5 separate regions of the Mus musculus genome follow, and all the other regions are linked to region 1. The links are chromatin loops, found by intact Hi-C in ENCODE. Cell type or tissue: heart. All regions are shown on one strand. Links, peaks and the distances in the headings refer to the core of each region. The heading gives the core; the rest is flanking DNA. Region 1 overlaps Gpr156 (G protein-coupled receptor 156). Region 2 overlaps Timmdc1 (translocase of inner mitochondrial membrane domain containing 1). Region 3 overlaps Gsk3b (glycogen synthase kinase 3 beta). Region 4 holds the start of Gm41453 (a long non-coding RNA gene). Region 5 overlaps Gsk3b (glycogen synthase kinase 3 beta).

Evidence for each region. Peaks named below come from ENCODE experiments on the same cell type or tissue, not always from the same donor. Only the 100,000 strongest peaks of a DNase experiment are listed, where the experiment ranks them.
Region 2: a loop joins it to region 1, with 2.8 times the contacts of the local background. A loop is called at or near these places in 4 of 42 quality-filtered maps.
Region 3: a loop joins it to region 1, with 6 times the contacts of the local background. A loop is called at or near these places in 25 of 42 quality-filtered maps.
Region 4: a loop joins it to region 1, with 2.8 times the contacts of the local background. A loop is called at or near these places in 3 of 42 quality-filtered maps.
Region 5: it touches region 1 in a loop (5-fold over the local background); 9 of 42 quality-filtered maps call a loop at or near these places.

What each region holds. Positions count from the first base shown.
Region 1 is chr16:37,991,869-37,998,382 of GRCm38, forward strand. Gpr156 (G protein-coupled receptor 156) reads left to right here. Exons shown (of 10, transcript NM_153394.2): 8 at 132-368; 9 at 6,009-6,167. Among named protein-coding and RNA genes, the nearest start is that of Gm36225, 6.9 kb to the left of the region's middle. In heart, for the core only: a CTCF peak has its summit at 2,945; a DNase peak (open chromatin) is centred at 3,003; H3K4me3 peaks cover 772 bases; H3K27ac peaks cover 1,355 bases.
Region 2 is chr16:38,502,436-38,508,949 of GRCm38, forward strand. It overlaps Timmdc1 (translocase of inner mitochondrial membrane domain containing 1), which reads right to left. Exons shown (of 7, transcript NM_024273.2): 4 at 6,404-6,471; 5 at 2,977-3,055; 6 at 127-237. Among named protein-coding and RNA genes, the nearest start is that of Timmdc1, 17 kb to the right of the region's middle. In heart, for the core only: a CTCF peak has its summit at 3,835 (motif pointing left); no DNase peak of the experiment used is centred there.
Region 3 is chr16:38,194,443-38,200,956 of GRCm38, forward strand. The region is part of intron 7 of Gsk3b (glycogen synthase kinase 3 beta); the gene reads left to right. Among named protein-coding and RNA genes, the nearest start is that of Gm25617, 40 kb to the left of the region's middle. In heart, for the core only: a CTCF peak has its summit at 3,045 (motif pointing left); no DNase peak of the experiment used is centred there.
Region 4 is chr16:38,480,975-38,485,974 of GRCm38, forward strand. Cd80 (CD80 antigen) reads left to right here. Exons shown (of 5, transcript NM_009855.2): 4 at 1,646-1,759. Gm41453 (a long non-coding RNA gene) reads right to left here and starts at 1,909. Exons shown (of 3, transcript XR_876066.2): 1 at 1,579-1,909; 2 at 473-540; 3 at 1-349. It also overlaps the pseudogene Ck-ps3. In heart, for the core only: a CTCF peak has its summit at 2,035 (motif pointing left); DNase peaks (open chromatin) are centred at 2,397 and 2,857; H3K4me3 peaks cover 1,457 bases; H3K27ac peaks cover 441 bases; H3K27me3 peaks cover 270 bases.
Region 5 is chr16:38,134,301-38,140,814 of GRCm38, forward strand. All of the region lies in intron 1 of Gsk3b (glycogen synthase kinase 3 beta), which reads left to right. Among named protein-coding and RNA genes, the nearest start is that of Gm25617, 20 kb to the right of the region's middle. In heart, for the core only: a CTCF peak has its summit at 3,219 (motif pointing left); no DNase peak of the experiment used is centred there; H3K4me3 peaks cover 344 bases.

The DNA of each region.
Region 1 (6,514 bases), core at 782-5,781:
ATACATAAATAAATCTTTTAAAATAAAGATATTATTAGCCCAGTGTTACTGATGAGGACACTGGCCCCAGTGGTACTACTGTGACCTGTGGTCCCCCCTTTCTGTGCCTCTGGTCCCTGCTCCTCCTGCAGGGGCTGCTGCTGCTGTATGGTGCTTACCTGGCTGGCCTGACCAACCATGTCAGCTCTCCTCCAGTGAACCAGTCCTTAACCATCATGGTCGGGGTCAACCTCCTGCTCCTCACCGCTGGGCTGCTTTTTGTGGTCACCAGATACCTGCACTCCTGGCCCAATCTGGTCTTTGGACTCACATCCGGAGGTATCTTCGTTTGCACAACCACTGTGAACTGCTGTGTCTTCATTCCCCAGGTATGCTCAGAGTGCTGGCCAGGGTTCTTCGTGGGGTACGATGGGTGGTCAGAAGAAGGGGCTGGGGCCCCCTCTGCACCTCCTCGGTGCCTAGAAGAGGAAAGTTCTGCTTCCTAGTCAGGCCAAAGAGGACTACCATGGTGGGGCCTGTCTTTTGAGGTGACCTCACCCCTACTTCCCACCCAGCCCCCACTCTGATCAACCCCTCTTTTGTGTCTTTTCAGTCCTTGAGATAGTTTTTTCTTTTTTTCACTAGTCTAAGAGAAAAGACTTTTTTTTTCTTTTTAAATGTTTTGATACGTAGCCTCGGAACTTACAGTGTAGCCCAGGCTAACTTTCAAGAGAATAGCCTTCCCCCCCTCCCCTTTCTAATTTGGGATTGCAGGTTCATAGAAAAATGTCTGCTTCATGACAGGGAATGGTTTTCCTAGCCAGGTGTGGTCGTGTGCCCCTATAATCTCAATACCTGGGAGATGGAGGCAGGAGATAAGGCCATCCTTGGCTACATAGTAAGCTTTCCCTTTCTTCTTATTGGAGGGAAACACAGAATCTCCTTTTTTATGAAAGGGAGAGGTTTTAATGTATTTCCTATTGCAGAGGTTAAGAATAAAATCAAATAAAGGAGGGCGGAAGCAGAGGTCGGGCATAGAGAGGTAGAAGGAACCCTTAAGCCCAGGGGAAGTGCTGGTGGTTGTTTTCTGAGCTGATGGGCTGCAGGCCCTCATCCATCACCTTAACGACCTAGCCACTGGATGTTTTCGTTTTCTCTCCTGCTCTTCTTCCCCCTGAGGCTAGCCCCGTTCTGATCCCCCTTCCTGGAGTGAAAACTAATGATTCATTCCACTGCTGACTGATAGAAGGTTACAGTCAACTTCCGGATGCATGGGCACTCCAGTCTCCTTTCTGCTCACTAATTCTCAACAAAACATTCGACCAAATATAAGCATGGTGGGGGGCGGGAGGAGGTGGGGTGGGGACTTGAGCATCTACATGAGTCTCTGTGGCTGGGTGCAGCCTTTGTACCATAAGCAGAGAAACTTTTGCAGCATCTTGTTGTTGTAGGAACTGGGCTGAAGAAGGCCCCTTAGAAATAGAGGCTCATTGTCTGGGATGCCGGAAGAGTGGGGGTGGTGTGTGTGTGGGGTGGCTAGGGGTTGGGGCTGGGGGTGGGGGTCCTTCTTCCTGGGAGATGGGAGGCAAAGAGAAACTTTTGGGCCTCCTAGACTTCTTTCCCTGCTCCTTTCCTTTCTTGTTTGCCTAGAAAAGAACTAAGCATTTGCTCTGTCAGCCTCCCTTACAGCTAGAGGTGTCCCCAGAACATCATTTGGAACACTAGAGGTTGCCTAGAAGGCTTCTGAGAGACAGACTTTGTACTGTCCTGGGGGCGACGGGGAGCAGGCTGAGACTGTTGATATATCCCTTTTATGTTCTCTCTGCCTTGAATATATGTAATGTCTGGTGTGATGGCAGTCGGCTTATGATCAATAAACTATATTTATTACACTAGGAGACTCTAGTTCCTTCCATGTAAGGGTATACATTCAGGAGGAGAGGTCTCTTAAGGAAAACACACAGGTACAAAAGTGAACAAGCCTCTGAAGATTTCGTGACGATGCCTTCTTCCGCAGTAGAAAATGTTCCAAGCTATTTATTTTGCTTGGTCAATAGGATTCCAAGGACATTGCCTCTTTTCAACAAAAGTAAACCACAAGGCCAGGAATCTAGTCTTAGATGATGAAATATTGAACAGGGATTTAAAAAAATGATGTTAGGTTGAACTGAAGCACTGAGTGGGCAATCTGGACACTACAAAAGTATTGAGCTAAGAAATGAAGGAAGCAAAAGACAGAGAAAAATAAGAGACTGATTAAAAAATATAAAGAATATGAAGAATCGGTCTAGGGGCGAAGTTCATCTCTGAAGGAGGGGGAGGGAGAGAGGAGGGAAACAGGAAGGGAAGGGGGGGGAGGAAGGCAGAAGGGGAGAAGGGGAGAAAGAACTTATCACCAAGAAATTTTAAAGGAAAGGCTTTCTGATTTGAGCAAAATGCCCTTTGAAAATGGAGGGAATCCACAACCTCCCTGCATGGTCCTAGTTTGGTTTCTGCTCCTCGCTCTAACCCTGTGCATCCTGAGCCTCAGACACAAGCATTCTGCTTCCTCCTTCCCCTCCCTCCCTCCCTCCCTCCCTCCCTCCCTCCCTCCCTCCCTCCCTCCCTCCCTCCCTTCCTTCCTCCCTCCCTCCCTTTCTCTCTCTCTCTCTTTTCCCTCTTAAACTGACCATGGTATGAGACTAAACCATATCTTATAGTATTGTAGATTTAGGGTCTAAGTTCTTTTCATCAGAGAAAAATGACCGAGGTCTGTCCCTAAACTGATTTCATCTCTGGCCCAAAGATGTTTGGCAGAAGCATGGCTTTCCTTGTGAGACTCACACTGAGTCCCCAGGGCGGTGAGACAGCTGAGCACATTATGGGAGTGTCCCAGGGAACCTGGGAGAGGATCGGTTGGTAGCTGCAGGGAGATGAGTCCCCGGCTGGCCAGAGCCTTCAGATCTGCTGTGACTTAGAAGCGTCTCTAGGCAGCGCTAGAGAGCAGGGTGAAGCGAATATAAGGCAAAAAGCTTGTACACACATGGGCTGTCAGGAAATGCCTGGGTGTATCTGATGCCAAGCGCTGAGGTCATCGCCAGCCATTAGACAACCCCTGCTTCTGCGACCTGAGCGTGACCCATCCCCCAACTCCCATCCCCCACCCTTCCATTCCGTTCCGAAAGACAAAATTCCAAGGACATTTGCTTTTCCTGCCCAGCGTACACGACACACTTAGGATTTGTCCCCTTTATCTAGGAACCACAAGACTGGAGAATTGTACAGAAAAGCTTCCTTCACTTATTCAGGTATCCTTTGGTCACATCTTAGCCACTGTGGACATGTGGTGAAGCACAGGGCCCTTCGCCTCCTTAAGTCTCATAGGGAGTATTCATAAGAAGAATTACAATGTGCATTGAATGCTTTGGAAGCCTCCCCAGACTTTGCTAAAACTTGTGGCATCTTCACATCAAACGAGCGTTGGAGGACAGTCTTGAGAGAATAGCAGCAAGCAGATCGGAAGAGATAAGACAAAATATGAGAAAGAGCTCCCAATAGTGGGAGGAGCTCCAAGGACGGAATATCCCTTTTCATCTTATCATTTTAAAAATTATTTTACTTGTGTGTATGTGTGTGTGCATATGCATACGTATATGTGCATGGGCGTATGATGTGTGTACATGCCATGGGCGTGGATGGAGACCAGAGGGCAACTCAAAGGAGAAGTTAATTCTCTCCTTCCACTAGGGGGGGGGGGTCTCTGGGATTGAACCCAGGTCACCAGGCCTAGCAGCAAGCATCCTTACCCACTGTGCCATCTTGCCTCTTTGCTAAAGTCGACTTTATTTGTATTTTTTTATGTGTATGAATGTTTTGCCTGCATGTATGTCTTTGTACCAGGTGCATTATTGGTGCCCACAGAAGCCAAAACAGAGTACGAGATCCCCTGGAACGGAACAGACAGTTGCGAGCCACCATTCCTGTGCTGGGAACCAACCTGGGATCCCCTGGATCCTCTGCAGCTCTGAGCTTCTAGGAGCACGGCGTGGCCTGTTACAGATGACGCTGTACTCCCACAGGAGTTCCTGTGGCTGCTCTAATAGGTGCCAATGGCTTTGAGCAGAACAAATGTAGTATCTTGCAGTTCTGTAGGGCAAGTATCAAAAATGGGCTTTATTTGACTGAAACCAAGGTATCACCTGATCTACAATTTTTTTTTTTTTCAGAAAAGGGGGGACTCCATTTCCTGACTATTTCAGCTTTTAAAGACTACTTGCCTTCTTTAAGGCCCTTCCTTCCCTTTCAGACCCAGCAATGGGGCATTCTAATGGCTGCCCTTCCTTCTCTTTCTTTCCACCTTCTCTGGCCCTCCTCCCTCTCTCCATCCCAGCTCCTCTCATTCTTGAGACAGGGTTTCTCTGTATAGCCCTGACTGTCCTGGAACTCACAGAGATCTGCCTGCCTCTGCCTCACAAGTGCTGAGATTAAAGGCGTGCGCCACCACCCTCATCAGGCTCCTCCTTCTCTCTTATATGGACTCTGGTAATGACATTGACTCCACCTGAATACTCCAGAATAATTGTTCCATCCCCAAGCCTTAACATCACCATCACAAAATTCTACTTGCCATCTTAGGTTACAGTCAACAAGTTCCAAGGACCCAGAGATAAGGAAGAACTGTGAAGAGCTATAACCCAGCCTATAGCATCCACATCACCCAGAGGCCAGAAATAAAAATGTGCTGGTCCTTTGGAGGAACTACCTTGACCCTTGAGGATTGAGTAATGGATATCCCAGAAAATACAGAGTCAAGTCTCAAGGACTGGGACCTTCAGAAGGGAGGGACCAAAAGGGGTTGGAGAGCTTTGGTCAAAATGTGGCTCCATCAGCTTAGGGGACGTGAGCCCCAAGGCTTGATATGGCCTTATGCCTGTGTTGAGCCAATCCTTGGCATCCCTGCAGAGATGTCCCCATAAGGGGAGCTGAGACAGAGGGTAAAAGGTTCCTACCTTTACCACTAGGGACCGTGTCCTTCATATCAGTGGTACTCACTAGGTAGACACAGCATCCCAAACTCCGCACCAGACTCCTGTCTGATGATTTGCTAGATCACCCCTGTTATTATAAAAGTGGGCCAGACCATGTTTCCCCAGATCGCTCCCCAAGGACAGTTTCTCGATCCCCAACAATCTGTCTCTTCATCAGTTAGATGAGAATCCAAGCTGTGGTGGTTTTGGTTACAGTTGTGAGTCTGTCAAAAGTGTTGTGTGACCTTGGAAAAGTCACATTCCTGTCCTCACTTTCCCTGTCAGAAAATATGGCCATGTGCTGACATTCTGGGTTTTTAGATTTATTTGTTTGTTTGTTTGTTTATTTATTTATTTATTTATTTATTTATGTGAGTACACTGTAGCTGTCTTCAGACACACCAGAAGAGGGAGGGCATCAGATCCCATCTAGATGGTTATGAGCCACCATGTGGTTGCTGGGAATTGAACTCAGGACCTTTGGAAGATCAATAGGTGCCTTTAACCACTGAGCCATCTCTCCAGCCCAAACATTCTGTTTTCATTGACATAAGTTGGTTTCTATTTGTGCTTTGGTCATTAATCTGGCTTAGAAAAGTCTCCAACAATGAACTGGACTCTCAATATCAAAAAACACAGCACTCCTCAACAACTGACTGATGACCAAGATTAGCTTCATAGACACATTCAGGTTTAGTCGGCTTCCAATGAGAGCTTTAGAATACCATTCTAGACATGTCCTTCCTCCTGTTTCCTTCGACACTTTAACAACAGAGAGGGTGTTCTGTATCATACTCCATCTTATCCTCAGACACGTTTAAAACACGAAACCTGACTGTTCTCCATGTTTTCTGTCACAGCAATCGATGAATGCTGCAGAGGAAATGGCATTTTGGGGAGTAAACAGCTTGTGCCTGAGTGTGTTGGTGACTGTGTCATTCCTTGGTATTTATGAGAAAGAGCAAGGGAAGTGTTTCTGGGTGTGTAATTAAATAAATAACATGTGTTCTTCTTTACTAACAGCTGAAGCAATGGAAGGCATTTGAAGGAGAAAACCAAACAATGAGACACATGGCCAAATACTTCAGCACTCCCAGCAAAAGCTTCCACGGCCAGTTCGATGAGGACCCGAGCTGCCACTTGAGAGATGAGAAGAGCTGCATGGAGAGGCTCCTAACAGAAGTAAGCCACACCTTGCCTAGCAGGTTCCCTGCAGGGATCTCCAGCCATGTGAGAACTATCCCACATGCCCTCGTGGTCCCTCATGTTCTCATGACCCCTCATGCCCTCATGACTCCACATGTTCCTTTTGGCAATATTCTCTGCCCCAGTCACTCTTCTACTTTCCCTCAACATCACCCCAGTGACCCTCACCCATCCCACTCCTACAACAGACAGGTGAAGACTAGTCACAGCGTTACACGCTGATGAGCAAGCCAGACTCGCTTTCTCATCTTACGGAGTTCACAGTCGAGCAGAACAAAAGGCTATCGATTAAGTATACATTTAATTTAACCCATGATGGATAG
Region 2 (6,514 bases), core at 806-5,805, 510 kb after region 1:
TCAGACTTAGAAGACAATACAGACTAGATGGACTGACAGCTCAGGAAGAGCAAACTGCCGCGGCCGGAGCAGTGCTTCTGAGATCCTCCGTCCATTGTCTGGGCTGTGCCTTTCCAGGCTCCTTACCACTCTTCCAGCCTCTGCTCGTGCAAGGCCTTCCATTCCTTCTGCCTTCTCTCCTGAACCGTCTCACCGGAGTACTTCTCCAGGGCCATCAGCAAGCTTCCCATGGGCGCGCTGAGGGCAGAACACAAAGTTCAAGGACAAAGTCATTAGCTTGCTCAACACAGGAGGGCCCTAATCATCTACAGCAGAGCACGGTCAGGTACAGAGAAAATTTTAAGGTAATATTCTTCCTGGGTTGTACAATGAAGGAAAACAATCATTGTAGTTTCTTTGACTGGTATAAAACAGCAATAGATCTAGAAATGGTTTGTTTGTTTGTTTGTTTGTTTGTTAAATCATGTCCTCTGCCATGAGAGCTGGTGAGCTGACCCTGCCCCTCGCTGGCTGCAGCACTCAGGAGAGCAGGTCCTGCACCTCGCCTGGGAAGCACAGTAGAGTCGGCCCTGGTGGAGGGGGAGCAGGTGAGCTGGTCCAGTGGGTGTGAACATAAGAGAGCAGGCCCTGCCACTCATCTGCTGTGATGTGGGGTGGGAAAGGGGGTGATGCCCTCCCACCCCTTACCCCTCACCTCCTGTGGTAGTTGGGAGAGCTGGCCCAGAGGTCACAGAGTGGGAAAGCTGAGCCTGCCTCTCACTGGTGGGAAAGTGGACCCTGCATCTAGCCTGGGCAGCACAATAGAGCTAATCCTGGTGGAGAGGGAGTGGGTGAACCAGCTCCTACAGCATGAGAGAAGGAGCAGCACTTGGGAGAGTGGGCCCCACACCTTGACTGGGCACAATGGCACTGGCTCTGGAGACATGAGGGCATGAGAGTGGGAGAGCTGACCCTGCCTCCTGCCAATGGCAGCACTGGGTGGCTTAGATAGAAGACAAGTAGCCAGGGGCTGACCAGGTCAGCTAGCACCCTGGTCTAGATGTAGGATTCTGAGTTGGGCCACCCTAACTTCTGTATCTTCTGTGAACCGTTAGGGCACATGTAAAGGTCAGTCCTACTGATCCAAAGCTGCAGGACCTCCATGACACAGGACAACCACAGGATAACCTGGAGGAGTCCTCCTGAGAATCCAATACTGAGGGTGTCACAGAAGCCAGAGATCTCAAACCAGAACGATGACTCATTGCAGTGAACATCTGCAAACGAAGGTGTGTGGGCAGAGGGGTGTACTGTGTGACACTGTGACACACCACAGCTTCCACGGTGCTTTCTGTGTGTTGCTGTATTTCCTGTCTTGTTTGTGCTTTTTACTGGGGGAGGAAGAAGCTGCAAGGGCAAGGGTGGATACCAGGGGGTGGGGAGACAAGTGAGACTGGGGAGCATGATGGAAGCTCACAATCAATACGTAGTTAAAAAGACACACAGACACACAGACAGAGAGTGGAAATGCAAGGACTAGTTTATCCATATAGCACCAGCCCTGGAGAGGAAGACATGGATGGGAATCCTTTGGTGGAAGAAGGAAACTACTAGCTTTGAGGGACAGAGTCATTAAACATCTTCATACTCTAGAGTCTGGTTGGTATACCTGACAGCTGCTATGTCACCAGGTCCATCCTAAGAGACTGATTTAGGGGCAGCAGTTAAGAGCACTTATAGCTCTTGCAGAGGACCCAGGTTTAATTTATACTGCTTCCAAGGGACCTAATGATACATACATACATATATATATGTATGTATATATATATATATATATATATATATATATATATATATATATGAAATAAAAATAAATAAATATCAAAACCAAAAAACAAAACAACTTCATTAGGGCCTGGAGAGGAGACTTGAGCTTGGATGCCCAGCATCCATATAAAAAGTCAGGTGTGGCAGCATGTGCCTGCGCTCCCGTTCTGGGGAGGTGGAGACAGGGGACTCCTGTACTGGGGAGGTGGAGACAGGGGACTCCTGTGCTGGGGAGGTGGAGGCAGGGGACTCCTGTGCTGGAGAGGTAGAGACAGGGGACTCCTGTGCTGGGGAGGTGGAGACAGGGGACTCCTGTACTGGGGAGGTGGAGACAGGGGACTCCTGTGCTGGGGAGGTAGAGACATATCAGCCGGGCATGGTGGCACATGCCTTTAATTCAAGCACTCAGGAGGCAGAGGCAGGCAGATCTCTGTGAATTTAAGGCCAGCCTGGTGTACAGAATAAGTTTTAAGACAGCCAAGGGTATACAGAGAAACCCTGTCTTGAAAAAAAAAAAAAACAAAAAAAAAAACAAACCTGTAAAGTCCATAAATCTAGCTATGCATGATATATCATGCTTATAATCTTAGCACTCAGGAAATCAAGGATGATAACAAGGTCAAGTCTAGCCTAGCCTACAGAGCATCTCAAACCTCTCTGTCCCCTCCCTCCAGAAAAGAAAACCGTAATTTACAGTGTCTCCCAACCCTGACAGAGTGGTCGGAAGGTGGGTGGGTAGGAAAGCAGAGAGGAAGGGTAACCCACTCAGAAGAACGTCAACGGGAAAACACGAGGATGGCAGGACTAGACTGTCTTTGTAAGCGCCTTCCCAAAAACCGAGGCGCAAGGATGTCAAGGCAGTGTCAAAAGCACTGCAGCAAAGACAGCTGGGGACAGGATGACTGACGGGATGTTCACATGACCTGTCTACTTCATCACATGGGAAAGAGCTGCAATGGAACTGAACAGAGAGCCCCATGACTATGTAGCTCTGGCTGTCCTGGGTTCAATCCTCTCAGAACCTCTCCCCCCTCCAATAAGGAATTGAATAGTCACAGCCCTTGTTGACATAAGACATATATCTTTTAAAGTCTCGGAGGACTAAATTTGCTCTTTATAGTTATTCTCTTTAGTAGACAGACAGTTAGGCTAAACCAAGTGAACACTTACCCCAACAACGCTCCAATTATACTACCAGCCACCAGGCCTCGAACACCTAAGTTTATTCTGAAAAGACCTCCTGTGACAGCTATTAAAAAGGGGAAAGAAAACAATATTAAATCATCTTTAGATGCTGCACTTCTATTTTCTCACAGTAAGAACACAGACCTCGGGCTGGAGAGATGGCTCAGTGGTTAAGAGCACCAACTACTCTTCCAAAGGTCCTGAGTTCAAATCCCAGCACCCACATGGTGGCTCACAACCATCTGTAATGAGATCTGACGCCTTCTTCTGGTGTGTCTGAAGACAGCTATAGTGTACTTACATATAATAAATGTTTAAAAAAAACAAAAACAGAAAACAAAAAACACAGACCTGTAAGTGAGCTTTCTGAACCCAGCATGAATGATGTAGTAACAGCCATGAAGGTAACTTTCTGCCTGCTTTACAGTCAGAAAGAAAACATTTTGTAAGTATGAACCCTCAGTCCCTCCTATGGCACTAATCCCAGTCTTTTCTTTCCCATTTCTTCTTAAAAGTTGACAGTTTATTTCACCTTCCTCCACACCTTTCACCTCTTTCATCCCCCACATCTCTGTTCCCCTACCAGATAAATATCTCTGTATAGATCTGGCTGTCCTGCAACTTGCTCTTTAGACCAGGCTGGCCTCGAACTCACAAGAGTTCTGCCTGTTTCTGCCTTCCAAGTGCCCGACCATCGACAACAAGCAACAGTAACAACAAAGCCCTTCACCTGCCCCAGAAGACTATGCCTTCTCCTAGCCTCACTGGTCTGTACTGCTTAGGGTACTAAACTGTGCATCAGGCAGACCTGCAGAGGCAGCATTTAGCATACAGTGCCACCTGCTGGTCAATACACAGAGTGCACCTCTTCTCACCAGAATTCCAATTCTAGGACACAGCTTTATAACCCATGCTGGCTTCAAACTCAGCAGGGAGCTGAGAATGACCTTGAACCTCTGACCTTCTGCCCTCTACTTTCTTATTTCTGAGTGTACAGTAGCCATGCACCACCACCTAGAGTGTGTGTGGTGCTGAGGAATAAACCCAGAGAGCAGTGCATAGGACGGGAGCATTCCACCAACTGCACTAATACATCCCAGCTATCTTTCCTCTTTACAACTAATGCCATCTTAGGTGGTAAAAAACTTTAGGTGTTTAGTTTGAGGTTTATACTTCTATTTAACTATTATATATTCATTTACTTTTTCTATACTGATCTTGTTTCAACTGTCTTCCTTAAAAAAAAAAATTTATAGCTGGGCTGGTAGTACAGAACTTGGGATGGCTCCAAGCCAGAAGCACATGGATTTCTGAGTTCGAGGCCAGCCTGGTCTACAGAGTGAGTTCCAGGACAGCCAGGGCTACATGGAGAAACCCTTTCTTAAAGAACAGAAAACAAAAACTGTTTTCCACACATTCTGCTACTCTCCAGCCCACACTGCACTCAAGCATGAGGCATCTGCTGCCCCTACCTTCCAGTCGCTGAGTTTACAGCTATGAAGACACCATGCCTGGACGATGCTTCCCTCTGCTTGCTTAAATCTACAGTTGAGTTCTTTAGCAAATTTTTAATACTTTTGTGAGTGTAAAAATGTACATTTGTGTTTGTGTATGATGCACGTTCATGTGCATGTGTGCATATATACCACAGCATGTATGTAAAGTTCAAAGGACAACTTCAGATATGGCTCCTCATTCTCAAGACGAGGGTCACTCTGTTGTTTTTCCACCCTAACTGTCCAAGGACCCCCCGTCTCTACATCCCATCTCCCAGTGGGAACGCTGGAATCACAGACACCTATGCTGTGTATCTAGCTCCCACAGGGTTCTGAGGATTTGAACTCGGGCCCTTCCATCTGCATGGCAAGTGCTTTGCCCACTGAGTCCTAGCCCTAGTCCTGCAGTGAACTGTTACTTAACTCCCACCGCTGCATTAGCAACACCAGCTACTTTGACTACTGTCTAATTTCCTATCTTTATCTATCTGTACGTGAAGACTCATTACCATTACACTTTGACATTACTTGATCCTTTGTCACGTCTGTCCAAGAGATAGTTTCCTTCAGTAGCAATTTCCAACCCCCACCCCACACCCCATTTTTCCATGTCTTGCTGTTAATACTGTTGAAAATGAACTTTTTATCTTTTTGAGACAAAGGCTCATGTGGGCCAGGCTAGCGCCAAACTCTATGCAGACAAGAAAGAGTGTGAGTTTGTGATCTTCCTGCGTCCATCCTCCAAGTGCTGGATTATGGCTGTGAGCTGGGAGTCCCAGCTTGAAAGCAGACAGCCCTGGAGCTGAACCGCACCCCTCACACGCTCTGCTTCTCCAGGAGTGCCTGCCTAGATCCAGTATATATGTTTTCCTGAGGAGCACGGGCACTGATGTCTGCTCTGAGTTTTATGATTTCCATGTCTGCTTCCTGGGAAGAGTCAGTCAACAATTCCTTGTAAGCTGTGACTAAAGTGTCTACCTTTAGCCAACGCATTTGTCCGTGGCTTAGAAAACGACGCATGTAAGCTTCAGTTTACTTTATCTTTCCTGGCTTTTACTTTCTGTGCCCAGAAGAAGTTACAAGCAACCAAGAAGAGCAGCTTTCAGGGCCCACACTCGTCTTTCCTGAGCACACACAGATCCCTATCATTGCTCTCTCTGGTTCTGTTTTGTTTTTTTAAAGGTATAGAGTTTTTAGATTCTGCCTAGATTAGCCTTGAACTTGTGGCCCCAAACATCACCAAATCCTTAAGCTAACGGTGACAGAAGCCCCTGACTGTAACTGTTTTAAACAATTTCCTGGCTACAGCATTTCCTGTGCTCCTCTCTAGAGAGCTCCACGTGCCGGGATAAAAGGCATGTCAGCAGTCCTGTGCTCCATAAATGGTCTCTCACTGCTAGAGGAATGGGGCTTGAAAGAAACCCAAACTCCTGCCATGGGAAAATCTGATCTTTGTACTTCACAGCCCAGCCTCACCTCAAGCTACTTCCCAGCCTTGTGCTTGAGACAGCTCCCTGCTTCCACAGAACCCTGGGAAGAGCCCCTCTTGACGCCCTGTTTAGCCCACTGTCCTCCAGTTTGCTCCTTCCCAGTCTGCCGGTGGCAGCTTAAATGATCTGAAAGGTCTCCTCCAACATCATCCATGTCATATCCATGTCACACCTACTTGTCACTTTCTGTCACAGGATCTGTTTTTGCCCGTCCTCATGGGCAACGTTTAATGAAAGCGGAAGATCTGTCTGTTTTAATAACCACCAAGGGTCAAATATGAGGCTATTCATAAGTACATTTTGTATGAATGTTGAGAAAGATACAGTGTGAAGCCAATCAAAAAAATCTGCAGTTCAGATTCATAAATCCTATATGTTCTAAACATACTTGAAATTAAAATGTGAACGAGAATAAAACTGCCTTACCTCCTGCAATGGCAAAATGGCTCATGGCGTCTTTATTTCGATACACAGTTAGTCCAGTGTTCACTGTGCTGGGGAAGAAGAGGGAAAACCATTTCACTCAAAGAACACGCC
Region 3 (6,514 bases), core at 919-5,918, 200 kb after region 1:
GAGGGGGGAAACATTGGCTTCCTTTTTTAAAGATTTATTTTTATTGTATGGATTCCTTTCCTTTCCTTCTTTCTCTCTCTCTCTCCCCCCCCCCCTCTTTTTGGCCTGTATGTGCATTTGTGTATTACATGTGTTCATAGTGCTCTCCAAGGCTAGTAGAGAGTGTTGGATCGTTTGGATTCTCAGACTGGAAGGATTACAGATCATTGTAAGCCGCTGCCACATGGGTTCTGGGAATCAAACGTCTGGGAAAACAGTCTGTGCTAAGACACCTTTCCAGCCACGTGATCAGATTATTTTAAGATCTGTGTCATAATTTAACATTGCTTTTCCTTTTAATATCAGGAAAAATAGGGATTTAAAGCTACTGGGTCCAAATATAGTTGAAGAGGTCATCTTCCCTAACTCTCTGGAATTGGGTTTCACAGCTGAGACCACTGTGGTCACCTCTTTTTGTTGTTGTTGTTGTGTTGGAAAACAGGGTTTTCCATGTAGCCCTGGTTATCTTGGAACTCACTCTATAGACAATGCTGGCCTTGCACTTTCAGGCTGAACTCTTAACTTTGTCAACAATACTGCTTTCTTCTTACTGATTAGAAACAAGTGGTAGAAATCATGTAAGGACAAAGCAATCTTGGAGAAGGGCTTTTTCAAATGTACAAAGTACTCTTCAGTATTTATGAGACCCTTTGTACTTTTTAAATATATGTGTGTGATACATACAAGAGAAACATGAAAGAAGTCCTAGTTCCAGTATTACGCTAGGATTATTGAACTGGTGTTCAGTTCTTAGAAGAAATAAGAACTAGGCATTAGATACAGAGACCTCCTGTGTATCTCAAAGGGAGTGATACATTTTTGTTATCATTCTCTCATATATTACATCCCAACTTCAGCTTCCCCTCCCTCTTCTCATCCCAATCTCTCCCTCTCCCCACTCCCATCAACTCCTCAGAACTTCTGAACAGAGCAGGCCTCCCATGGGTATCAACCAAACACCTATCAGGTTGTAATAAGACTGGGCACATTCCTTAATTAAGCTGGAAGAGGCAACCCAGTAGGAGGAAAAGGATCCCCAACCAGTCAGAAGAGTCAGAGACAGCCCTGCTCCTACTGCTCCCTGGAGTCCCACAAGAAGACCAAGGTACACACAACCATATGCAGGGGACCTAGGTCAGACCCATTCAGGTTCCCTCTCCATAGCCCCAGTTAGTCCAGGTTAGTTGATTCTGTGAGTTTTCTTTGGTGTCCTTAACCCCTCTGGTTCCTACTTTTAAAATTGCAGAAACAGAAATAGTATTCATTTGGGGGTTTGTTTACCCCAAGATTTTCAGACATTGCCCTTTCTTGAATATTCTGCTTAGGCTGAGATTCACCTGGAATTTTTTTAATGTTTTGTTTCTGCAAATATATAGCAGATGAATGGTTTTACTTTGGTGCTCATATGGTTTTTTTTATATAATCACAGAATAGTTACCTTTTTATGGAAGGACAGAACTTGTTTCCAAGTTTATGAAGCAAAGGCTGATAGCTAAAAACAGTTCTAATAAAGAATAGATTAGAAGGCTTCCACTTCCTAGTTTCAAAACTAATCATGCAGTTACAGTAAGTAAGAGAATGTAGAACTTGCATGCGTATAGAAATGGAATATAATTGAGAGCCAAGAAATAAATCTTTACATTTATGGCCAATTGATTTTTTTTTTGACATGTATTCTAAGAGAATTCACTGTGAGAAAACCGTAATTACAGGCAGTAGTACTTAGACTACTGGGTATGTATGTTCAGAAGAATAAAGTTGGAATCTATCTTTCTTATTACACTTTTGTGGAGGAGAGAACATTTATACAATCCATGGAACTGTGAATTAGCACAGACAGTATGGAAAAATATTTGAAGGTTCCTTAGAAGACAAATGTTTAATTATAGCATGATCAAGTCCCCTCCTGCACGAGTATCTATCCCGAATACTTGAGAGTGTGAAAGCTGCGCCCTCGGATAGTCATTGCAGCATTGTTTGTCGTAGCCAAGATGTGAATGACACCAGCCTGTGTCATCGTTCAAGAAACAGATGGTGATGTCATCATCATTGAATAAATGGATGGCGATATGCTTTATTTCAGCTTGCAGTTCTCAGGCCACACTCCATCACTGAGGGAAGTCAGGGCTGAAACTCAAGGCAGCATCCTAGAGGCAGGGACTGAAGTGGAGGCCATGGAGATGTGCTGCTTACTGGATTGTGCTCATGGCTTGCTCAGCCTGCTTTCTTATGGCACACAGGATCACCAGCCCAGTGGTACCACCACCCACAGTGACATGGGTCCTCCCATTTCAATCTTCAGCCATGGAAAATGCACTTTAGACTTCTCTACAGGCTAGTCTTATGGAGGTATTGTTTTTAATTGAGAGTCCCTCTTCCCAAATGACACTATCTTATGTCATGTTGACATAGAACTAGCCAGCACACCCCTTATCCTTTTAGAAAGTCTTTCAGGGTATACACCCTTGTAGCTGCGTGTATTGAGTTAGTGAAGGATTTTATCTTGGGATTGGGCCTGGAATGTAGAAGTTGTTGAACTGAAGGAGCTCAAAGGTAGGTTTAGAGGAAACAAGCGAGACCAAGGAGTGGGCTGTGTCATCTCTGGTAACTGAGCAGTGTGAGCAGTGTGCAGACGCTGGGTTTCTGTTGCAGTGCTATCTGGAAAGGCTTCTTCTTAAGAATCTAACCCTTGAACTGAGTCTTCACCATGGAAACACATAAACTATTTAAAGAGGAAGGTAATGCTTAGCAGTTTACCTGAAGACAGGCCTGTTTTAAATACAGCTTGTGGTTGTGAATGCAGGGCTGATAGATTGAGTGTACCAGGAACGAGGAACCTAGAGCTGTGGGCAGTAGGTGCATACTATATTCTAGGGAGTTAGAAAGCCACTGCAGGATTTTGAGCAGAGGAGTACCAGTTCTAATATAGTTTCTTTACTACACAGCAGCTTAAACAAAACGGCTACACCTGCAGCTCCTTCTTTGAAGTTTGGTGCCCTCTGGTGTTGAGCCATAAAAAAGCAACTAATCCCTTCTGAGTATTGTAGTTGTAATGCATTGCATGCATTGTATCCTATTGTAGTTGTTTTGTCTGTTGTCCTTGTGATGTAGTGTAGTCCTTGTTCAGTCGGTTTTAGACAGCCATAGAGGGCGAAGCTCAGGAGACCTCAACCCTAGCTTAAGAGCTACAGGCAACTAAGGAATGCTGAGAGCAGGAGAGATAGCTTTCTCAGGGAAGAGCATACTTAATTGATATCCAGTCCAAATGGTTATCTCTGACAATGTGTAATACAAGTAACATCGTTCTGACTGAGTGCTCTTGTGTGCTCCGCCCCCCCAACACCTGTCCCTGTCTATGTGTGAAAGGTTAAAGCAAAGCCATGAAATTTGAAAGGGTGGGGGAAGTGGTAAGGTTTGGAGGGGGAAAAGGGAACGGGAGAATGATATAACTATCTCAAAAAATAAGAAAATTGGTTTTTTTTTTTTTTAAAAAAAAACCTATGCAAGAAACACCCTTTTCAGAGCTTTTTATAGATACTTTCTGTGGTGTTTGTTTATTTATTTATTTACTTCAGGATGTCAGTTTGGCATCTGTTTTGATGTTTTCCATGTGGGGTCAATTTGTTACTCGTGGGTGAAAAAATATTGTAAGAAATGTAGACAATGCCAGATCTAGCTGAAACGATTTTGTTTAAGGGATGAACAAACATCCCAAAGGGATGTAGCAGATAGATCCCTGATTTTCCATTCATCCTGCCCATCTCTACAGTATAGAATGATGGGCAGAAGAAAAGATACTTTCTGCATAGATGGACAGATCATAAACTCTGTTACAATAGAAGTGTGATTCCACCTCTGAGTGATAAGTATTATTTCTCCTTCCTCTTTTACTACGTGAATATTCTAGTTTCCTTTCTGTTGCTGTGATTTCAAAACAAAACAAAAAATACGCTGACCGAAAGCTCCTCAGGGGAAAAGAATTTATTTGGCTTACACTTCCAGGTCGCAGTCTGCCATTGAGGAAAGTCAGAGCAGAAACTTGGTGACAAGCCTGTTTACTCCATTCTCACACAGCATTACCTCTGACCAGGAAGCTCATTCATAGCTAAAGATGTACAGCAGAAACTTGGAAGGATGCTGCTTGGCGGCTTACTGGCAGATCCGTGCTAAGCTGGCTCTCTTACACAGCCCAGGACCTGCCTGCCCAGCAAGTGGTGCCTCCACATTGGGCTGGGCTTTCCTGGATCAGTCAACGAACAGTCCCATATAATACCCCATAGTCCAGTCTCATCCCGGCTGTTCCTCAGTTGAGACTCCTTTCTCAGGTGACTTGAGGCTGTGTCAGGTTGGCAATTAAGAGCTCACTAGGACATTGCACTGCCGTGCTTAGAGAAAAGTGCATAGAGCAAAGTGACGAGTTCACGTTGTTGAGGGACTTCATTTATACGGAATTCATAAGTAAGTATTCTTTTTTGTGAATAGGTATCTTTCATCAAAGTTTCTTGGAGATTAAAATAATCCTATTTCTTAAAATCCAACTGAACTTCATTCTGTTTCTGAAGTGATACGGTCCTTATTAAATATGCTATCCATAAAATGAAAAAAATTAAGCTGTCCAATTTTAAAACATTAGCTGTGTTAAATCAGGTAAAATGCTCTCTAAACCTATTAAAAATTAATGTGACAACTAGGCCTTTCAAAGTTGAGCTGTAGTGGTTATTAAAATGTCTTTTCCTTGTGGTGTTGGCTTTGCTCTGTTGTCATGGGGTCTCCCTAGGTTTTAGACTTTTAGCTTGACCTTTGTTCACTGAGCAGCCCTTATTTCTATCAGCATACTGTTTTCTACCTTAGCTGCCAGTGTGAATAGAGTTTGCTTCTGTCCCATCTGCCTGCCTCGTGGATCTTCTTACATGAACACCAGCTCCTCGCTCTCCATCAAGGTGTTTTCAAGAGTCCTTAATTTATGTTGTATGATTGTGTCAGCCCTGGTGTTTTTATTATGTCAGTGGCCTCAGGGGCTCTGTTGGCTTTGTTTTAATTTTGAGATAGGGAATTACTGTCTATCCCTGCCTGTCCTTGAACTTGTTTTGTAACCCTGTCTATTGTCAGCTTTGGCAGTTCTGCCTCAGTGTCCTGAGAGCAGGGGCTATAGGTGTGAGCCGCCAGGCCTTGCTCCTGCCGGCTTTTTTATCAGTTATTTCTGACCTAGACAAAGCACCTGACAGTAATGGAAGGAAGGATTTGGTTTGTCTCCCAGTCAGGGGACACAGTCCAGTCGAGGCAGGGAAGGCACGGCCACAGGAGCCTGAGGCAGCCCTCACACTCCATTCCTACCTGGGAAGCAGAGCGCATGGATGCTGTGGTTTAGCCCGCTTTCTCCTCTAGTTCATCCAGGACCCCAGCTCATGGAAGCCCCTCATAGTAAATCCTACCCAGGCAACAGTAAGGACTAACTGCCACGACTTTTCAAGTTAATATTTCCTTGTGTTGTTTAGACATTGTTCTAGGATTAAAAATATAGCTCTTCATTTTCTTTTTTTAATTAATTATTTATTCAGTTTACATCCTGACTGCAGGCCCCCCTCTCTTCCTAGCCCCACCTCATGCTGCCCCTACTCCCAGCCCCTCCCTTTCACCTCCGAGAAGTGGGAAGTACACCCTGGGTACCAACCCACCTGAGCATTTTCTATACACATTTTCTGGAATCTCTGCCTGAGTGCTTCACTTTCCACATTCAATGCTGTATTCGTAGGGAAGCGGGAGAGACAATCTCCTCTAGCTGTACCTACTTAGAGTTCTCCTGAGGTTTGTTTCCATATTTTTAATTGTGTTTAGATTGCTATTTCCTCATTTGTCTGTTTTACCTCTTATGTTGAGACAGGTGGTTCCTCTTAAAGATGCTTTCAGGGTTCAATTTGTTTCCTACAAAACAGCCATGTGCAACAAGTGAATATGGTTAAGAGGGTTGTATCTGTCACTACAAAGTGTACAGTAGACTGTGATAGTGCTAGAGAGATGCATACAAAATACCCCTGAAGCAACCAGAGAGAGAAACAGTAGAAACTATCAACCACATAGGTAAAAAAACTAAACTGTGTAATCACCTCTTCCTTATTCTCACAAGGAAATGAACACTTGGGTGTAGCCATCCTTCAAATGACTAGTGGATTACACAGGGTCTGAGATTAATGGGCTGTAGGATTGATGTGTGCCGTGTTACCTGGAGAACACATGCCAATGATTTGTAAATGTTTTATTACATAAACCATTTCTCTCTCTCTCTTTCTCTCTCTCTCTCTCTCTCTCTCTCTCTCTCTCTCTCTGTGTGTGTGTGTGTGTGTGTGTGTGTGTGTGTCTTTGAACAAGGTTTCATATAGTCCAGGTTGGCCTTGAACTCTATACTTGAGATTGGCTGTGAACTTCTGTTCTTCCTGCCCCTACCTCCCAATTGGGCATGGTGTGAGTCACCATGCCC
Region 4 (5,000 bases), core at 1-5,000, 490 kb after region 1:
TCATTTGTGAGATGCATTTGGAGGCTAGTAGGAGGCAGGTAAGAAAGATCCAAACTCCGGCAGGTGATGGGGGTGGGGCTAGGAATCGGGAGTCTTCTGCTAGATGATAGGAAGTCCACAGAAGCCCGCTGGGAGGTGGGAACAAGGAGAATGTGTCACTCTCGCTGAGGTGACTAGGGGTACCACTCACCGCAGTGGTACATGAGGGCAGCAGGTGATGTGCTTTAAGGACACAGTGAGGCTCAGCAGGTAGGAGCGCGGCTACTCTTCCAGAGGAGCTGTCCTTGATTTCCATCCCCCACGTGGTGGCTAACTCCAGTCCCAGAGAAATCTGATGCCCTCTTCTGTCCTGTTGTGCCCAGACATATATGCAAATTCCATACACATAAAATAAAAATAAATAAATAAATAAATAAATAAATAAATGTTAAAAAAAAAAAAGAAAGAAAACAGTCAATTTAGTTTTTATCACCTGGCTTCCAACCATTTTGCCAGCAGCTGGATCTATAATACATCTGGGGTCCATAAATGAGATAAGACCTGTAATGTTCAAATTTAGAAATGAGGTGGCCTTTCAAGGTTTGAGTGTGGGTTAGATGATAAAGGCAGACCACGCCCACACAAACACTACAGAATCAATGGCATTTAGAAGCTGAGAAGAGGAAGACGTTCCTGCAAAGAAAGATGAGTGTAACAAGCTGAAACAGGAGTGCAAAGCAGAGAAACCGAGGACAAGGGAGTCCGTGGTGTCAAATGCTCAAATAAGCTGAAAGCCAAACCTCACCCAGGAGGCTTGGTAATGGGGAAAATCGAAAACGAGTTAGTGTTCAATAATTTCTGGTAAGTCATTCCAGAGAAGCCAGAGAGGTGGTGTTGCTAATATTCCTGTCAAAAGGTATCGCTGTCAGATGTTGCTATTCCCAGAAAGATTGAGAAATAAATGGCATAGCTGTTGCCCCCAGTGAGGAGAACTGGATGGCAGCAACACACACCAACCTCTTTCTCCTCCTGCTTCGGCAGTCTTTGTATCCCTCTTTTGCGCCTCATGAATCTAGAAGCTCATTAGAAGCTAGCCCACAAAAGTGACTTCCAGAATGATCCCTTAATACCAATTCTTAGTCATTCTTAGTTCTCCTAACCCTCCCCAAACTTAAACCTGGAAGGAAAATCAATCAATCAATCAATCAATCTTAAAGAGAATGTGGAGCACCTCCCAAACCTTAAGGCAGCCACTGTGTGGAACATGAGTGAAGGTGGAGGGCGTGAGGAGAACATGCAAGAGAACGGGAGGAGGCACAGCAGAGCTAGAGGAGAATAAGTAGGTATATCTAGATTATGACATCGATAAGGCCTGGCCATAGCAGCCACAGAAATGAGCCAAGAAGACAAGTTAGCTTTTACGCTTTCTCCATAGAATCTTCCCCATGCCAAGTTAGCTCGGTAGGTGCAAGAATTCAGTTTACTTTTTTTCGTGTGCAATATCTATATCGTTGGATATAGGACAGTGCAAGGGAATGCTAGCAATTGTGTGTCCATGAGATGATCTGGCAAAGTAAAAGATTCTCCACAGGTACATACTGAAGAGGTGTAGGATGGGAACCCAGCAGGAGGAAGCACATCACAACCGATTCTTTTCTTTCCACAGCCCCAGAAGACCCTCCTGATAGCAAGAACACACTTGTGCTCTTTGGGGCAGGATTCGGCGCAGTAATAACAGTCGTCGTCATCGTTGTCATCATCAAATGCTTCTGTAAGCACAGTAAGTACCATTTTTATTATCACGATCAGTTCCTAGAAGACCAGACACTGTAAGTAGGGCTCAGCACATCTTCAGTATATCAGTCTAATCTCTGCTCATATTTACAGTAAATCTATGGCAACTTCAGATTTAAAAAAAAAAAAAGTTCTCGGGCTGGAGAGATGGCTCAGTGGTTAAGAGCACTGACTGCTCTTCCGAAGGTCCTGAGTTCAAATTCCAGCAACCACATGGTGACTAACAACCACCTGGTAATGAGATCTGGCGCCATCTTCTGGTGCGTCTGAAGACAGCTACAGGGTACTTAGATACAATAATTAAATCTTTTTAAAAAAATGTTCTCATCATGTTCTGGCCACTCACTGTTAAAAATATATATATCCTGGACCCCTACTGTATGCCTAGCATTCTTCTAGACATGCAAATTCCAAAGATAAGAAGTTGTTGCTCGGTCGTTCTTCTGCGCTGCGCCAGGAGCTGCAAGCACAGGCATCCCGCCCGCTGCCTTCGCCATACCCTTCTCCAACAGCCATAATACGCAGAAGCTGCGCTTCCCGGCCGAGGATGAATTCCCTGATCTGAGCAGCCACAACAACCATATGGCCAAGGTGCTGACCCCCGAGCTGTATGCCGAGCTTCGTGACAGTTGCACGCCGAGCGGCTTTACTTTGGACGACGCCATTCAGACTGGCGTAGACAATCCGGGCCACCCGTACATCATGACAGTGGGTGCAGTGGCAGGCGACAAGGAGAGTTACGACGTATTCAAGGAACTCTTCGACCCCATTATTGAGGAGCGGCACGGCAGCTACCAGCCCAGTGATGAGCACAAGACCTACCTCAACCCAGACAACCTGCAGGGTGGCAATGACCTGGACCCCAACTACGTGCTGAGCTCGTTGGTGCGCACAGGCCGCAGCATCCGCGGCTTCTGTCTTACACCCCCCCCCCGCTCCCCCACCCCACCCCGTACTGCAGCCGCGGGGAGCGCCGCGCCATCGAGAAGCTGGCAGTAGAAGCTCTGTCCAGCCTAGATGGCGACCTGTCTGGCAGGTTCTATGCGATCAAGAGCATGACCGAGGCGGAGCAGCAGCAGCTCATTGACGACCACTTCCTCTTCGACAAGCCTGTGTCGCCTCTGTTGCTGGCCTCCAGCATGGCCCGCGACTGGCCGGATGCTTGCTGGCATATGGCACAATGACAATAAGACTTTCCTGGTGTGGATCAACGAGGAGGACCACCTGCGGGTCATCTCCATGAAGAAGGGGGGCAACATGAAGGAAGTGTTCACCCGATTCTGCACCGGCCTCACTCAAATCGAAACTCTCTTCAAGTCCAAGAACTATGAGTTCATGTGGAGCCCTCACCTGGGCTACATCCTCACACGCCCTTCCAACCTGGGCACCGGACTGCGGGCAGGTGTGCACATCAAGCTGCCCCACCTGGGGAAGCACGAGAAGTTCTCGGAGGTGCTCAATCGGCTGCGGCTTCAGAAGCGAGGCACAGGTGGCGTGGACTCCGCTGCTGTCTGTGGCGTGTTTGATGTCTCCAATGCTGACCGCCTGAGCTTCTCGGAGGTGGAGCTGGTGCAGATGGTGGTGGACGGAGTGAAACTGCTCATTGAGATGGAGCAGCGGCTCGAGCAGGGTCAGGCAATCGACGACCTCATGCCGGCCCAGAAGTGAAGCTGGTCCTCGCCACCATCAGACTGCTGCTTCCTAACTTATTACCCGGGCAGTGCCCGCCATGCACCCTTGATGTTTGCCGCCTGGCGACTGAGCCCTTAGCCTCGTTGTAGAGACTTCTGTCGCCCTGGGTAGAGTTTAATTTTTTGATGGCTAAGCTGTTGCTGACACTGAAATAAACCCTGCCCTAAAAAAAAAAAAAAAAAAAAAAAAAAGTTGTTGCTCTTAAGATCCAGTCTGAAAGCTAACTCGAGTGGCACACATCTCCAATCTCTGCACTCATGAGCCTGAAACAGGAGAACAGAAAGACTGCGTCACAAAGAAACTTTGAGACTGTGACAAGACCCTGTTTCAAAAAGGAAGGATGCATCTGAGATTAATCCCTGTTGGTTTTCCAAAACTTTCTATTTTCTTGGAGACACCAATGATTGCTGACTACTTTGAAAGTATCTCTACTGCTGACTGATTCTCTAATCTTTGCATTCAGAGGATAGGTAGCATGGCAAGGTCTGAAAGAAGAGTCTTTCTTTGGAAGAAGTCATTAAGGCTTGATAAGTTGCGCTGGAGAGATGGCTCAGTGGTTATGAACACTGACTGCTCCTCCAGAGGTCCTGAGTTCAACTCCAAGCAACCACATGGTGGCTCACAACCATCTGTAATGGGATCTGAAGCCCTCTTCTGGTGTGTCTGAGCACAGTGACAGTGTGCTGATACACATCAAATAAATAAATCCTTTATAAAGTTATTTTTTAAAAAAGACTTGATAAGTTAGATGCAATAAGTGTTTTTTACCAATCCTCATTTCCCCAAAAGGCACTTTTGTATCAAAGATGGAGTAGTTGGTTAGAAGAGATTTCTAGGACACTATGGGTTTTAAAACAGAGATTTCTATTTCAGACATCTGACCATAATCACCCTGAAGCTATCAACTAGACTAGGAGTCACATACACTGAGCAAATGAAAATTAGAAGACCAACATCCGCTTTAACCTTTTTTTATAACTTCATAACCTTCAGCATCCGAAAAAAAAATTTTTTTAAAAGGTTAAAGTTCAGATAAAAGTCACCAGATACTATTGTAAGAAGGAACCAAACTGAAGTCATTTTGAATAAAACTTCCATTTAGAATAGGGAGTCAAACAAAGTTCCCAAGACCTCCCTGGATGAGTGACATCTTGGTTGGTAAGTTAGAAGTGACTGCTGGGCAAGCCACCTTCCCACGACTGAGCAAACTGACTATTGAGAACAAAATACATGTACCACAAAGGAATGTTCCCAGGGAGGACCCCTATCCCTGAACCATGGTTGCTGGAAAATGCACTTGGCATGGATGGTGATGGCTTGTGATTTTTATGCTTAAAAGCTCTATAGCATTCTGTCTCGGGGCTGCAGTTCAGCTCCCCAGTCTGTTCTGCATTCCTGATCAATCAATCAGTCGTGGCTTGGTTGCAATGAGCTTTTCTTTTCTGCGCTGATTTGAGGTTTTGAGTTATGTTGGATCCAAGAGGACCCCATAACACTATGCTATGAGAGGCTCACCTTAAGGGTAGGATACAAAG
Region 5 (6,514 bases), core at 758-5,757, 140 kb after region 1:
ACGTAGTGATTAGTAAACCAGGGCCCACTGTTACTGGAGTAAACAGTGGTCCTAGAGAATGCAGTCCCTGTGTCAGATACTTTTCGGTAATTTTTAGATGAATAATTTTACACTTTAAAACGTGGAAAGATGAACCTAAACTAGTGTGATGTGCTATGGGAAAGAAGTGTGCTTATCTTTAGTGCTTGTTTTTGTGGAAAACAGAATTGAGTGAGTCTCTACATTGTGTCACTGGGTTGTCAGAAGGCAGGCGGCATTAGTGATGAAAAGGCTGAGTGGTAAGTCCTAACAGACCAAATCCACTGTGAAACGTGGGCAGTGTTAATTCTGATGCTGCACTCAGGAAGCGCTAGAACTAGATTCACCAGTTCTGTGAAACCTTTTCTGTCTTTCTTTTGGATTTGTGGCTGGGCAAGAAACTCTCATTCAGAATCATAGATCTTAAAGTAATTTTTTTGGTTTTTTTACTGTAAGTACTTATAAGTAACTCTTTCCTGCTGTGTATCGTGTATTACTACATTGGTAATCTGGAAAATTAGCCTTTTTTTTTTAAAAAAAAAGGTACTGACTGTCTACCTTTGCTTCTCAGGTGTGCAGTTTGGTAAGCACATCAGAAATGTAAACGTCAGAGTTCTAAAGTCAGAGCAGCTTGGGCACACCACGCATACCTTTCCGATATCAGATTCTTGTTTCTAAAATCTATGGTGTAATTATTTCAAGTGTGGGATTAGATCGAGTCAAATATTTATTCATTTTCGGTTTGGTTTGATTGAAAAAATTAGCTAAAAATTTTGTAAAATAATATTTAAGTTCAGAATTAAACTAGTGCAGTTCATTTTTATTTTGACATTATTGCTTGATTTAAAGTACAATTATACTTAAAAGAAGATAGAAATGTTAATTAAAACTAGTTTAAAACAAGTATAGCTATTTCCAAGTAAAATTCTGGGTAGCTGGTAGATCCTGTTACCAGACTTTTCTGTGAAGTCTGTGAAGGTTTAGTTTTGCTGAACACAGGTTTTGGGCCTGGACAGCGATGTCTCCTATAACAGCAAAGCCCATCGCATATGATTGGGAGAGAGTTTGGAAACAGCAACTCTTCTGGACTCTGCAAACCCACATGTGGCAAATGCTGCCGGTTTCCAGTAAGTCCTGAATCATATTTTGCCATCCTGAAGGCGTTTGTGTGCTTTAACCCCGGGATTTGGAGCGGAGCAGTGGCAAGCGTAGGAAGAAGTGAAAGCACTGTCCGTGAGGCGTGGAGTCAGTCAGTCCTCCAAGTGTAGCGGTGCTGCTGCTGGAACAGCCTCCGCTAATCCTGAGACAAACATTTGCTGAGGACTTTGATTGTGCTAAATCCTGTGCTAATAATAAGCAGGAGGGAAATGATCAAGATAACCTCTGTTTTCCTAAGAGCTCTTAACTAAGGGGCCAATACTTTTACTAAGTATAGCACTTTGTGATAAGCACCGCAGTAGGTCACAGTCAGAGGTAAAAGAGCACAGCAGACAGGGACGTCAGTAAGTCAGGATTCAGAGAGTATGATTTATTGAGCACCCTCTATATAGTGTAGCATTAAAAGAGCCAAACTACCTAGTGAGTGGTTAACTTCTGTCTTAGGGTTTTACTGCTGTGAACAGACACCATGACCAAGGCAAGTCTTATAAAAACAACATTCAATTGGGGCTGGCTTACAGGTTCAGAGGTTCAGTCCATTATCATCAAGGTGGGAGCATGGCAGTATCCCGGCAGGCATGGCGCAGGCATGGAGCTGAGAGTTCTACATCTTCATCCAAAGGCTGCTAGTGGAAGACTGACTTCCAGGCAACTGGGGTGAGAGTCTTAAGCCCACACCCACAGTGACACACCTACTCCAACCAGGTCACACCTATTCTAACAAGGCCACTCCTCCAAATGGTGCCACTCCCTGGTCCAAGAATTTACAAACCATCGCAGCTTCCTCAGGAGAACCCTCTGAGGCACCCTTCCCTATTACAAATATACAGCAGTAGATTGGATGCTTCCAAACCTGGGGTTAGTTACCTGTAAACTGGGTGGAGTCCTCCGACTGTACTTGGAAAGTGGGCAGGCAAGGAGAAGCTCTTCAAGTACTGGTCTTGGCCTCTTTTCTTTCCTCCCTCCCTCCCATCCTCCCTTCCTTCCTTCCTTCCTTCCCTCCTTCCCTTCCTCCCTTCCTTCCCTTCTTCCTTTGTTCCCTCCTTCCCCTCCTTCCTTCCCTCTCCCTTCCTTCTTTCCTCCCTCCTTCCCTCTCTTCCTTTCTTCCCTCCTTCCTTTTCCCTCCCTCCCCTCCTCCTTTCCTCCCTCCCTTCCTCCTTCCCTTCCTTCCTTCCTTCCTTCCTTCCTTCCTTCCTTCCTTCCTTCCAGTGTCTTAGTGTTTGACAGCAGTGACAGCAGGCAGGCTAACAATAGTGGCGTACTGGCTGGTTTGTGTGTCAGCTTGATACACTGGAGTTATCACAGAGAAAGGAGCCTCAGTTCAGGAAATGCCTCCGAGAGATCCAGCTATAAGGCATTTTCTCAATTAGTGGTCAGCTGGGGAGGGCCCAGCCCATGGTCGGTGGTGCCATCCTGGCCTGATGGTCCTGGGTTCTGTAAGAAAGCAAGCTGAGCAAGGCAGGTGAAGCAAGCCAGTAAGCAGTATTCCTCCATGGCCCCTGCATCAGCTTCTGCCTCCAAGTTCCTGCCCTGTGGGAGTTCCAGTCTTGACTTCCTTTGGTGATGAACAGCAATGTGGAAGTGTAAGCTGAATAAACCCTTTCCTCCCCAACTTGCTGCTTGATCATGATGTTTGTGCAGGAATAGAAACCCTGACTAAGACAAGTGGGTAGCACCTTTTGTTTTGTAGCTCCAGTGTAGGCCTATTTACTGGAACAGTTATGGTTCTTTAAGAATTCCCCAGCCTTTCTTGGCAGTTGGCTTTGCAGCTTATGTACCTAAGTTTTGGGTTTCTCAGCTCTTTACAGCAGCTACTGTTATAGCTTGCTTTGTAGCTACTATGACTGCCACTGCTTGGGAGGTAGTTAATCCCACCCCCATCCCCATTCTCCATTCCCCACCCCCACCCCAGTTGCTGCTTCTGTTGCTGTTGGCTGTAACCTGTTTCATAGCCTCTGTAACTAAGGGCACCTGGCCACTTGAGTGCTCTTGAAGCTCTGCCTGTCGGCTGCTTAGCTCGCCCTCTACTGTCTGATTCCTGCTGGGCAGCTCCGTGCTTCTGCTGCTCTTCAAGGCAGGGGCAGCATTTCCTTGGTTTTGCAGTTCAGCTAGTAGGCTCATCTCCTCTGCAGTTTTCAAAACAGCTGGAAACTGCACCCTCTATAGTGGGTTGTACTGCTGCATCTGTTGTTGCCCCGACTTTGCGGCCACTGTCCTGTCTCTCATGTCACTGGCTGACCTCTTGCTGCTTCCAGTGCAGATTGCTGCACTAGAAGCAGGTAAGAAAAGCCCACTCAGGAAAATCTTTTTATTGAGCCTAATGTTGCAGCACTAGGGGAGGCAATACAGGAGTGTTAATTAGTTGGCTCAAAAAGTGACCCTCCTTCATACAAATGAGGGTTTATGCCAGTTCTGTTACTGTTCCTTTTGGGTCAGTCACAGTGGTCCTGTTAGGCCACCAGGGAAGGCCTATTCCCTGTCTGACCTAGGTGGTAATTGATTGCAGGGTCTCAGGACTTTATAAACTTTTCCTTCTTTGTTACCCCCTTTTGTTTGAAACGAATCTATGCAATACCAGGTCTATCAATATAGAAAATAGGTGTACAGTGCCAGTAAGATTGCTGAGTGGGTAAGGACGCTCACTGTACTTAATGATGTGAGTTCATCCGCTGGATCCCACAGTGGTGGGAGAAAAACTACTCCCAGGAGCACACACACACACACAGAACATAGTGACGTTTTAAAATTCTAAAACAAATATACATAATACAGTGTACATTTACTGCTAACAAGTCAAATATATTTCAGAAAATTCATTATAGGTATAATTTTCCCACTTACTAAGACAAAATCAAGTTTTTGTACTAATGACATAGATGTTTGTTTTTACATAAATAATTAAATCGGTAAATACTTGCTACTACATGATACAGAATTTCTTCAGAATTACATGTGAGGTAAGCACAGTACCACTGGTCCCCCACTTCAGAGGTTTCATAGTTGATGAATACCTTGATTATATAATGATCGATGCTGAGAATACTGCTTTGCATAAATACATAGTATAGCATGGTAGAAGTGTGTTGACGTAGTATTAACAGCTTGACAGATGTTGGTATTATCTGAGAGATGAGCCTTTGGATAAGTCTGTGGGGATTCTGTTAAGCGAGGTGAGCCAACCCACGCACTGCAGGTAGCTTCTTCATTTCCCAAACATGGACTCCTAGAACACATGCCCAGGCACGAGCACGAGTGCATGCCTCTGTTCGAGCTCCTGCTGTGGCTCTTCTGTGACCGTGGAACATAACCTCAGCTGGGAGCTTTGCATACATACAGTTGTGGGTTCTGAGTCATCTCTCCCTAAAGTCGAAGAGCAAAAACCTTTATATGTGTTTATATGTATAGTAAAAACCACTGTAGTTCATAACGTACACTAGTCTTAAACCTGAATCCAGGTGTTCCAGGTGGTATCCCTTGTTGGCAGTTTGTGTTGTGGCAGCACAGCGCAGAGTGCTCATGTTGTGCGTTCAGAGCCAGCGCTGCATGCAGTAAATGAGCATGGTGCAGCACAGGCCAGCCCTTTCAGACACACAGATTCAGGTCACTCTTTCTGCTTGCTTAGCTTACCCTAATGCGTTACATAGGATTATGTGGCGTTGAAAAACATTTTTTTAATAAAAGGTTTGCATAGGAACTGCCCTGGACTAAGCTGCTGCCCATTAGGACTGACCGCATTATCTGATTTCCTGGCGTTCCTTTTCTGTCTTCCTAGGCTCCATTTGCCCCAGCGTCTGTGAACAATGACGCTGTGGTGTAGAAAGTCCCCAAGGAAGAGTTGAATCTCATTGTGAGATTTTAGAATTTGTCTCAATCTGAGGTTCTTGATTTCCCTTTGTGACTTTTATGTTGTTCATGTATCTAAGCCAGTTTGTTTACTTTAGGAGAATGTCTTGCTTTAATAGCTGTTCTTTAGGCAGTTAAGATAGAGCTGATTTTTTTTTTAACCTGAAAATTGACAGCAGCCAGTGTTTCTCGTTCTGACAACCATAATCTTAGTTAAAAATTACTGTTATTTCCCTTCGTGATTAAGAAATGATAGTTAGTGTTACTCTCCCTCTACACAGTGGAAGCTTGGTAGCCTCTCGGCAGCCCCAGATGGCATGTTGCACTCCTGTCAGTGTGTGCCATACATGGAGACCATGGTCTTGAGGCAGAGGGAGAGTTTTATGTGTAGCTGTTGCCAACCTCATTGCATGCTTCAGGTCTCGGGAGCAGCACCTGGATGCTTTCAGGGCCATTCTCCTGGTTGTGGGACATAGTAACAGTCCCTAAAAACCTGTTGCTTTTTCTCAACTCTGGATTTTAAGAACTGGCTTCTTTAAGAGGAAGAACAAAAAAAGAAAGGGCTTGAGAGATGGCTCAGAGGCTAAGAGCACAGACTGCTCTTCCAGAGGATCCAGGTTCAATCCATAACACTCAAGTGGCAGCTCACAACTGCCTGTAACTCCAGTTCCAGGGGGTCTGACACCCTCTCACAGATTTCCATGCAGGCAAAACACCAATGCAGATGAAATTTAAAAAATTAATTAAAAAAGGAAAAAGACCCATTAAATTATTGGCTTTGCTAAATAAGCAAACTGCATTAAGATTTATTAATTCACATAATTGCATATAAAATTAAACAACAGTGCTAGAATCTCTTAAATTCTTATTCTTGAGTTGGGCTTTTGAGTTTTTGGATGTTCATTCCACATTTGTATTCTATACTTAACAGCCTCCAGTGAAACACGGTCTTTGTTTTTTTATGTATAAGTGTGTGTGTGATGGGTGTGAGCATCATGTATTCCATTGTGCACGTGTGGAGGCAGAGGACCTTTCCACTTTCCAGCCTGGGTTCTTTCCTTGCACAGCAGGCATTGTCACCTGCTGAGCCATCTTGCTGACTGGAACGTGGTTGTTACATTGCACAAGGTCTTTTCATGATTTTCATGAGAGGTGTATTATGACTGATATATTTCGGATTTCTCTACTGTGGTAAACAGCAGGGAGCTACAAGAGTCTCTGTCTGGCAAGAGGGTTTGGAGCTGTGCTAGCTAAGTGCCCCTGCTCTAGTGTTCAACCTAAGGGATGGTGACAGTTTTTAAAGACCAATTTTATTTTAATGGTTTGTGTCATGTAACTAGGGTAAGAACTGTTAAGCCATATATTCCAAGACATTTTAGTATTAGGCAGAGTGGTTTATCTCTTTTTCTAATGTGACAGGTGTATTATGATTTTTAGTTTTTCATGAGGATTTTGGGTTTTGTGTGTCAATAGTGCTCTAATGTAGTACACAAAG